2 separate regions of the Homo sapiens genome follow, and region 2 is linked to region 1. Evidence: chromatin contacts called from ENCODE Hi-C or POLR2A ChIA-PET data. All regions are on one chromosome and are shown on one strand. The core of a region is the stretch at or near the end of the contact, and the rest is flanking DNA. Distances in the headings are between cores, read along the strand shown. Region 1 has its middle 16 kb from the start of LINC00868. Region 2 has its middle 18 kb from the start of MIR6516.

Region 1 (4,719 bases), core at 610-3,109:
GGAAGGGGCACAGAGGAAAGACGTAGGAGGCCACCCAAAGAATGCCCGGGCCCTGTCTGGGGCTGTCCACCTTCGCCCTGAGCACACGGTGGAAGGAAGTGGCTCAGAGCCTTGTCACAGGGCCCTGGAGTGGGAGCCCTTTGCTTCTGGGGTCTGCTCTGGGCTGAGAAGGCTTGACCCTGTTGAAATGGCTCTGCTGGCCTGGACCCCCTGAGACAGGTTCCATTTCAGCTGGTGAGCTCAGGGCCTGGCCTTGGACATGGCCAGCGCCAGTGAAACTGGATCTAGAATAAGCAGAAAGACAGCTCAGTGCCATCTTTAACTCACAGTGCAGGGAGTGAGCCCAGGCTTCAGGGCAGAGTGCTCCCTCCGCTTGCTGACTCTCAGCCTGGGCTCTGTCCTCTGGGCTCCGGCTGTTGTAGGACATCCTGAGAAAGGGGTCAGCCAGGCCGTGAACAGTCAATGGCATAGAGGCCTGAAGACTCCAGTCCTTCCTCCTGTGATGATGACACGTCCTAGGTGACCACCCTTGAGCTGATGCTTCTTTTTTTTTTTTTTTCCCTTCGAGACAGAGTCTTGCTCTGTTGCCCAGACTGGACTGCAGTGGCACCATCTCGGCTTACTGCAACCTCCACCTCCTGGGTTCAAGTGATTTTCCTGCGCCGAGGGGCTGGGACTACAGGTACGCGCCACTGCACCTGGATAATTTTTGTATTTTTACTAGAGACGGGGTTTCGCATGTTGGCCAGGCTGGTCTCGAACTCCTGACCTCTTGATCTGCCTGCCTTAGCCTCCCAAAGTGCTGGGATTACAGGCATGAGCCACAGCGCCCGGCCTGATGCTTATTTCTTTCCTCTCATGGTCTACACTTCCTCCCCTCCGCTCACTTCAGTCCTCTCCGCTCTTCACTGAACTGGCCTTTGACAAGGTCTCTGATGAGCGACGTCACCTCTCAGCTCCAGGCCCCCCAGACAGCACATTTTTCAGGTGTCGTTTCTGAGCACTCAATGCTGGCCTGTGCCTGGCTCAGCTCTTGGCTGTCTTTTCTATCTTAGCATGGTCCAACAGAGGTGCTTTTTTTTTTGTTTTTGAGACAGGGTCTTGCTCTGTCATCCAGGCTGGAGTGCGGTGGCACAGTTACTGCTCACTGATGCCTCAACCTCCTGAGCAGCTGGGACTGCAAGCATGCACCACTGTGTTGGGCTAATTTTTTATTTTTTGTAGAGATGGGGGTCTCAGTATGTTGCCCAGGCTGGTCTCAAACTCTTGGGCTGAAGTGATCTGCCTGCCTCCGCCTCCCAACGTGTTGGGATTATAGGCGTGAGCCACCATGCCCGGCCCCAACAGATTTTTCTGCCATGTTGGAGATGTTCTCTCTGTGCTGTGCAACACAGTAGCCATGAGCCACGTGCAAGGTGGTCAGTGTGACTGAGAAACCGGTTTCCTTTTTTTTCCTTTCTTTTTTTTTTTTTTGAGATGGAGTGTCTCCCTCTGTCACCCAGGCTGTAGTGTAGTGGTATGATCTCGGCTCACTGCTACCTCTGCCTCCTGGGTTCAAGCAATTCTCCCCTGCCCCAGCCTCCTGAGTAGCTGGGATTACAGGTGCATGCCACCATGTCCAGCTAATTTTTGTATTTTTAGTAGAGACAGTTTCACCATGTTGGCCAGGCTGGTCTCTAACTCCTGACCTCAGATGATCCACCCACCTCGGCCTCTCAAAGTGCTGGGATTACAGGCTTGAGCCACTGCATCCGGCCTGAGGTTTCCTTTTAGTTTCATTTTAATGAATTTAAATGTAAATAGCCACAGTGGCTGCTGGCTGCTGGCTGCGGTGTTGGACAGCGCCTCCTAGGAGGCTGTTAATACCTGTGCCGTGCCTTTGTAGAGCATCTGCCGCTGTCTTCTGCATTTCTGTTCCCTGCGCTGACACCTCCCCTGAGCCCCCATGAGATCCATCTCTTCTTGACACCTCTCCTGGGTGCCTCATAGGCACATGGATTGAGCACGTGAAAATTCTCTGATCCCACCTTCCCCATCGCAGAGAACGGCACCTGCCACTGCTCAGCCTCCAGATTCAGGAGTTGCATTTGTTTCCTTCTTTCTCCTGCCCTGAGCCAGTCACCTGGGCTCGTCCCTCCAGACATATCCCAACCTACACTTCCCTCCACCCCCACTGCCTCAGCCCACTCCGGATCAGGCTGGCCCTCCCAGCTCTCTGCCTCCCCACTCCTGTCCCGTGTCCCCCAGCCCAGCAGCCAGAGTGACCCGGCTACAGCACAAATCCCAGCACCTCGCTCCCTGCACCCCTAACTGCAACCAGAATCCATCCCAGCTGCTCTGTGGTCTGGCCTGCCCAGCCCTCCCACCCCATCTCCTCCTTCCCCTTCTAGTTGCCCAGTGCTGACCCCTCCCAGGGCTCCTGCATTTGCTGCTTGGAACTACCTCCCTGGCACCTTTGTGTCTCCTCCTCACTCCAGTCTGAATTCAGTGTTACCTCCTCAAAGAGGTCTTGTCCCAACACTCACTAGCACAGCACGTCGTCTTCCTTGTAGAGAGCACGCAGCCCCTCCAGACCAGAGCTGGACTTCCACAGGGAGCATCAGCCCCTCCAGACCAGAGCTCTGTTCTCATCACTGTGTTCCTGGTAAAACAGTCTTGTTGGCCTCCCTGAGCCAAGCTCTCTGTCCCTTCCTCCCTCTCTTCTTTTCTACCTCCCTCTCTCCCCACCTGTCTCTTCCTCTCTCTCCTTTTCTCCCTCTTTCTCTCCCTGACTCCCTCTGTTCCCTCAGTCAGTCTCTTTCTCTCCTCTCCCCGCCCTCTTGTTCCCTCTCTGTCTCTCTCTATTTCTGTCTCTTTTCTCCTCTCTCCCTCTGTTTCTCCCCCGACTCTCTCTCTGCCTCTCTGTCTCTCCCACTCTCTGCTTCTCTCTCTCTCTCTCTGCCTCTCTTTCTCTGCCTCTCTGTCCCTCCCTCTCTCTCTCTGTCCCTCCCTCTCTCTCTCTGTCCCTCTCCCTGTCTCTCTCTCCCTCTCTGTCTCTATCTCTCTCTGCCTCTCTTTCCTCTCTCTCTCTCTCCGCCTCTCTGTCTCTCCCTCTTTCTCCCTCTCTCTTTTCCTCTCTCTCTCTGCCTCTCTCTCCCTCCCCCCACCTCTCTCTGCCTCTCTGTCTCTCCCTCTTTGCCTCTCCCTCCCTCTCTCTCTGCATCTCTGTCTCTCCCTCTCTCTCCCTCTCTCTCTCTGCCTCTCTATCCCTCTCTATCTCTCCCTCTCTTTCTCCCTCTCTGTCTCTCTCTCCCTCTTTCTCTGCCTCTCTGTCTCTCCCTCCCCCCACCCCACCTCTCTGTCTCTCCCTCTCTCTTTGCCTCTCCCTCCCTTTCTCTCTCTCTCTCTGCCTCTCAGTCTCTCCCCCTCTCTCTCTCCTTTTGTTCCCCCCACCCACCCATGTCTGTGGAGGGCTGTGTCTCCCTTTGCCCCAGGACACTCCCTTTTTTTCTCCCCCGGTTCCGGTCTTTTGGGTGAAGGGTAGAAGGAAGACAAAAGCTGGAATTCCTGAGCAAGGGAAGTCATCACTACCCCCACGCTGGAGTTGTGACTGCCCATGCTGTGGCCCCTGGGTGGCCTCTGATGCAGCCACGCAAGGGGGTTCCACTCTGCTCCTTACTGGACCTGACCCCACCCCCTCCAGCAGCGTCCTCCGGAAGGGACTAGTTTCCCCTTGTACCCAGTGGGTCCAGGGCACCTGGATCAGTCCTTCAGTACCTTCATGTTTCAAACAAACACCTCTTGTAGCTCAGGCAGCAAATTGCGCTGTTCGTGGGGAGAGGGGCCGAGTGCCCTGACCAGTCGGAGCTGGACCGGCCAGTGCTCCTCTGGTAGAGGGTGGGGGGATCACTTGGGGTGGGCTTTGGCTGGGGGAACCTGGAGGCTTGCAGGCTGGGCTCCCAGAGACCTTAGGATGGTCTCATGCATACCCAGGTCTATTCTGAGCCATGCACCAAGCACCTTGGCTGGAGTCAGCTCACTTCCTCCCCTTATTACAGGTCCCAGCAGCCGCAAACCCAAACTTCCCCGGAGCACCAGCACACTCCCCATTAATGATAAGGCAGGAGAGCTCCTGCTCTTTCCAGCCGGGACTTTAATTTCTCTAATTATAGCTGAGGCTTGGAGCAGTCCCTCCCACTTAATCTACTTAATGCAGACACACACTCCCCCCAGCTCTCCACCCCTACCCGGCTTCTGCCTTTAACCCTTTTGCTGCTGGGTGGCAGTTCTCTGAGTGGGCACCTTTTAAGAGCTGAATTGCATTCATCTCACCAAATTCGTATGTTAGAACCCCAAACCCTGTAGCTCAGAATGTGACCATTGGAGACAGGGTCTTTAAAGAGGTAATTAGGGCCAGGCACTGTGGCTCACACCTGTAATCTCAGCACTTTGGGAGGCTGAGGTGGGGGTATCAGTTCAAGACAAGCCTGGCCAACATGGTGAAACTCTGTCTCTACTAAAAATACAGAAATTAGCCAGGCATGGTGGCATGTGCCTGTAATCCCAGCTACTCGGGAGGCAGGAGAATCGCTTGAACCCAGGAGGTGGAGGTTGCAGTGAGCTGAGATCACACACCACTGCACTGCAGCCTGGGCAACAGAGGGCTACTCCATCTCAAAAAAAAAGAAAAAAGAGGTAATTAGGTTAGGTGCAGTGGCTCATGCCTGTAATCCCAGCACT
Region 2 (4,354 bases), core at 1,651-4,150, 270 kb after region 1:
GGTCCCATTTGCAAAGTACTGGGTACCTAGTAAGTCTGTAATATTATAAATTGTGCTTACCACCCTCTTTCCATGATATAGTCCCATTCCCCCATGTTTTAGAGAACATTCAGATTAACCTCCGAAAGATTAAATGATGGTAAGGATATAGTGCAGAGATGTGAACTCCTGTGTCAGGGAGGAAAAACTTTACCCTCATGTTCATGGTTGGAGGCCTGCAAATTAAACTGACCAAAGAAAGATTCACAGGAGAAAAGACTTTTAAACATTCATGTACACCAGAGTTCACAGAAAAATGTGACTCAAGGTTAAGTGGTTAGGATCTGGGGCTTGTATACCATCTTCATGAAGCAGGGGACTCTTAGGAAGGATGAATGGGCCCAGAGGAGCACAGGTGGGATTTATGTTAGTCTTGTGACAACAGCTGTTTAGGTGATTGCTTATCCTGGTGAGGGACTGGTGAGAGGAGACAATCTTCCCTAGTGCAAAACTCCCTAAAAAGCCCCAGGGAGGGGATTTGTGACAGTTGAATTATTTTGAGAGATTCTGTTTTTAAGCAGATAAGTAGAGTTCAGAGGAAAAAAAAAAAAAGGAAAAGTCAGTCTGGATATCAGTTCGTCTACCTAATTTTGCCACGAATCAAGGAAATCACCCTGTACTTTCCTTCTCCGTGGCCAGGGGACATTGAAATTATTTGGTTCTGGCAGGGCATGGTGGCTCTCGCCTGTAATCCCAGCACTTGGGGAAGCCGAGGTTGGCGGATGGCTTGAGCCCAGGAGTTGGAGACCAGCCTGAGCAGCATAGTGAGACTGTCTTCTACAAATAATTTCAAAATTATAGGAGGCCAGGTGTGGTGGCTCACACCTGTAATCCCAGCACTTTGGGAGGCTAAGGTGGGCGGATCACAAGGTCAGGAGTTTGAGACCAGCCTGGCCAATATGGTGAAACCCCGTCTCTACTAAAAATACAAAAATTAGCTGGACGTGGTGGCACGCACCTGAAGTCCCAGCTACTCGGGAGACTGAGGCAGGAGAATCGCTTGAACCCGGGAGGCGGAGGTTGCAGTGAGCCGAGATCGTGTCACTGCACTCCAGCCTGGGCAACAGAGTGAGACTTTATCTCAAAAAGATAAAACAACAAAAAAATTATGGGAGGCTGAGGCGGGTGGATCACCTGAGGTCAGGAGTTCGAGACCAGCCTGGCTAACATAGTGAAAGCCCATCTCTACCTGGGCAACACAGCGAGACTCCATCTCAAAAAATAAATAAATAAATAAATTAGCTGGGTGTGGTGGCCCGCACCTGTGGTCCCAGCTACTCAGGAGGCTGAAGTGAGAAAAATCACTTAAGCCCAGGAAGTTGAGGCTGCAGTGAGCCCTGGTGGCGCCACTGCACTCCAACCTAGGCAACAGAGTGAGACCCTTTCTCAAAAAAAATAAAAAAGAAAAATTATTTGGTTCTCAGGAGAGAAATAGGCTGCGTTCTCCTTCTCCAGCCCCGGGCTTTTCTTTGCTGTTCACCTTGCTGACTCCCCATGAATGCTTGTATCCGGCCACCAGGGTGGCATTTTGCAGAAAAGCAGTAATTTGCATATCACCTAAAAGAGTTCACACATCCCCCATGGGGTGTAATATACCATCAAGGATCACTTAAGTACTGGAGAGAAGCAGCTGATCAATGAAGAGCTTTAATGACTTGAGAGTCTGGGGCAGGGGAGAATCTAATTTATTCAGCCAACCACCGTGGACCCACAGGGGAAAGAACAAAGAGCCACAAACAAAAACTCACTTCCACTTCAGGACCACTTAGCCCACGCCAGGCTCCGGGCTCCGGGGTCCAGGCTCCAGGCACCAGGCTCTGGGTATTTAATCCTCAGAACAGTTTCTGAGACTGGCATCCTTATCTCCACTTTAAAGACAGGGATGGAGGCTCAGGGACGATCACTTGCCAAGGTCACACAGCTATTGAGCGCTGGGTAGGAACGAAAAGAAAGAGTCTCCTTCGTGTAGTTTCAAACTAATGAAAAATGGAAAAAAATTCAAAAGTATTTTCAGTAAACAAAAAATCTATTATATATTTCTATTCTATGTTATGCTAGTTAATGAAGACATAGATGAAAAGGAGAGAGGGGGAGAGAGATTGAGAAAGTCCAAGAAAACAGGAAAGAGAAATGAGATACAGGAGTCCGTAGACCAGGTCAGAAGATCCCCACCCACAACGGTGGATGGCAGAATAAACCGCAACCTCCTCACACACCGAGGGGCTTGGGGGATTCCCGGTGACGTAAAGGTGCCCTCCTTGACTTTCTTGCAACAACAGCAAAGGCTTCTCCACAGTGGCGTTCTAAAGGTTTCCCACGCGCTGACGGCTGAGTTGGTTTTCAAGCTTTACTTGGAGCTTGCTGACACTATCACAGATGCCTGAAAGTCCCTTTGAGAAAGGAGCCATGCTGGCTGGTTTTAGCCCACAGTCTCTGAACACAATTTGGTATTGACTTTTTATTTATTTATTTAAAAACAGAGACGGGGTCTCACTATGTTGCCCAGGCTGGTCTCAAACTCCTGGGCTCCAGCGATCCTCTCACCTCCGCCTCCCAAAGTGTTAAAATTACAGGTGTGAGCCACTGCTCCCAGCCAGTATAAATGTTTGTGTCAGTTTTCAGCCCCCTGTTCCATGCCCCCCCATACCATGCGCACGCACACACACACGGACTTAGATTCTCCCCATTTGAGCAGCTTTCCTCCAGCTGTTTGGGCGAGTGTGCAGTGCTGCCATATAAATGTGCTCAATAAAGCCCATGGTGATGACTCATCTCGGCACTATCTGAGCTCCACTTTCCCCATCCAGAGTCCCGAGTTTCTGCATTAAACGTGGTCGTCATAACCCAGTTCTGTCCGGCAGGAAGCCCTTGCTACAGACCTGGGTCCAGTGTGTCTCCTCTGGACAGTTGGGAGGTGGCAGCCCTATGGTTCGTGTGGGTTCTTCCCACAGGTAACTGAAACAGAGGGCCAGAGGGATGGGACCCCAGCATAGAATATGAATGTATAGGCCAGGTGTGGTGGCTCACGCCTGTAATCCCAGCACTTTGGGAGCAGAGGCGGGCAGATGGCTTGAGGTCAGGAGTTTGAGACCAGCTTGGGCAACATGGCGAAACCCTGTCTCTACTAAAAATACAAAAATATTAGCCAGTCATGGTGGTGCATGCCTGTAGTCTGGGCTACTCAGGAGGCTGAGGCAGGAGGATCGCTTGAACCTGGGAGGCGGAAGTTGCAGTGAGCCAAGATCATGCCACTGCATTCCAGTGTGGCCGACAGAGCCAGGCTCTGTCTCAAAAAAAAAGAAACAGCTGACATGTATATATACATTCATCTCTGTCTCCAAAAAAAAAAAAAAAAAAGAATGTATATGTCATCTGTTTCTTTTTTTTTTTTTGAGACAGAGTTTGGTTCTGTCACCCAGGCTGAACTGCAGTGGCTTGATCTCAGCTCACTGCAACCTCTGCCTCCCGGTTTCAAGCGAGTCTTCTGGCTCAGCCTCCCAAGTAGCTGGGATTACAGGTGCCAGCCACCACACCAGCTAATTTTTGTATTTTTAGTAGAGATGGGGTTTCACCATGTTGGTCAGGCTGGACTCAAACTTCTGACCTCAGGTGATCATCCTGCCTTGGCCTCCCAAAGTGCTGGGATTACAGGCGTGAGCCACCGCACCCAGCCTGGGGTTTGGCTTTATAGACTAAGGGCTGAAGAAAGCAGAAACAGAACAAAAAGCATATTGGTCATTTCAAAGTTAAATTCTTTGTAAGGCAGGAAGAGATACAGGACAATACAAAGACAACAAGAAAAAGATAACCAGTCACAGTTACATCTCTTTTTTCTTATAGAGATGATATCTTGCTATGTTGCCCAGGCTGGTCTCAAACTCCCAGCCTCACGTGATCCTCCTGCCTGGGCCTCCCAAAGTGCTGGGATCATAGGCGTGGGTCACAGAGCCCACCAAGTTACTGTTTGTTGTAAGGGTTAAAACAGAGGGAACTTCATTAGCATGCTGACTTGAGACTGAAACTGGCCTCCTTGGGAAATTAGGCTGCTATTTCTCTCGCCTGATTTCTTGGGAAGTCAGATAACAACTCAGTGTTGGTTTGCTGAGCACGGGTGACTCCATTTTGATTTTTGTCTGGTCTTTTGGGGCCTAGTGCAGGAGTTTAGTCCAAAACAAGGGCCTCCTATGATTTTTGTTTAACACTCTGAAAGAGAACGAACTGAAACTAACTGTTCAAAGGTATATTTTCTCTTTGCTTTCTGTAGCTTTTATTGTTTAATGCTCAGCCTTGGAAGGATATGCCGTTCCATATGTTC

The links. A loop is a pair of places that touch in the nucleus more often than their neighbours do. ChIA-PET counts read pairs that join two places held with the same protein, here RNA polymerase II (POLR2A). Pooled maps may share reads with other maps.
Region 2: a pooled map shows a loop between it and region 1 (6-fold over the local background). The contact joins two enhancer-like sites. A Hi-C loop is called at or near these places in 3 of 50 pooled maps. POLR2A ChIA-PET finds 5 or more read pairs at or near these places in 3 of 52 experiments (Caco-2, GM12878 and OCI-LY7).

Annotation. Positions count from the first base shown.
Region 1 is chr17:76,838,066-76,842,784 of GRCh38, forward strand. No RefSeq gene overlaps it. Among named protein-coding and RNA genes, the nearest start is that of LINC00868, 16 kb to the right of the region's middle. RefSeq lists enhancers at 87-811, 1,452-1,501, 1,752-1,811, 1,922-1,971, 3,226-3,742 and a silencer at 1,543-1,738. Within about 2 kb of position 1,860, at least 2 of the 41 ENCODE cell types and tissues checked have a DNase peak (open chromatin) inside an H3K27ac peak, as active enhancers do.
Region 2 is chr17:77,105,410-77,109,763 of GRCh38, forward strand. It overlaps a transcript of SEC14L1 not described here. Among named protein-coding and RNA genes, the nearest start is that of MIR6516, 18 kb to the left of the region's middle. RefSeq lists enhancers at 1,243-1,292, 1,355-2,019, 2,133-2,462. Within about 2 kb of position 2,901, at least 5 of the 41 ENCODE cell types and tissues checked have a DNase peak (open chromatin) inside an H3K27ac peak, as active enhancers do.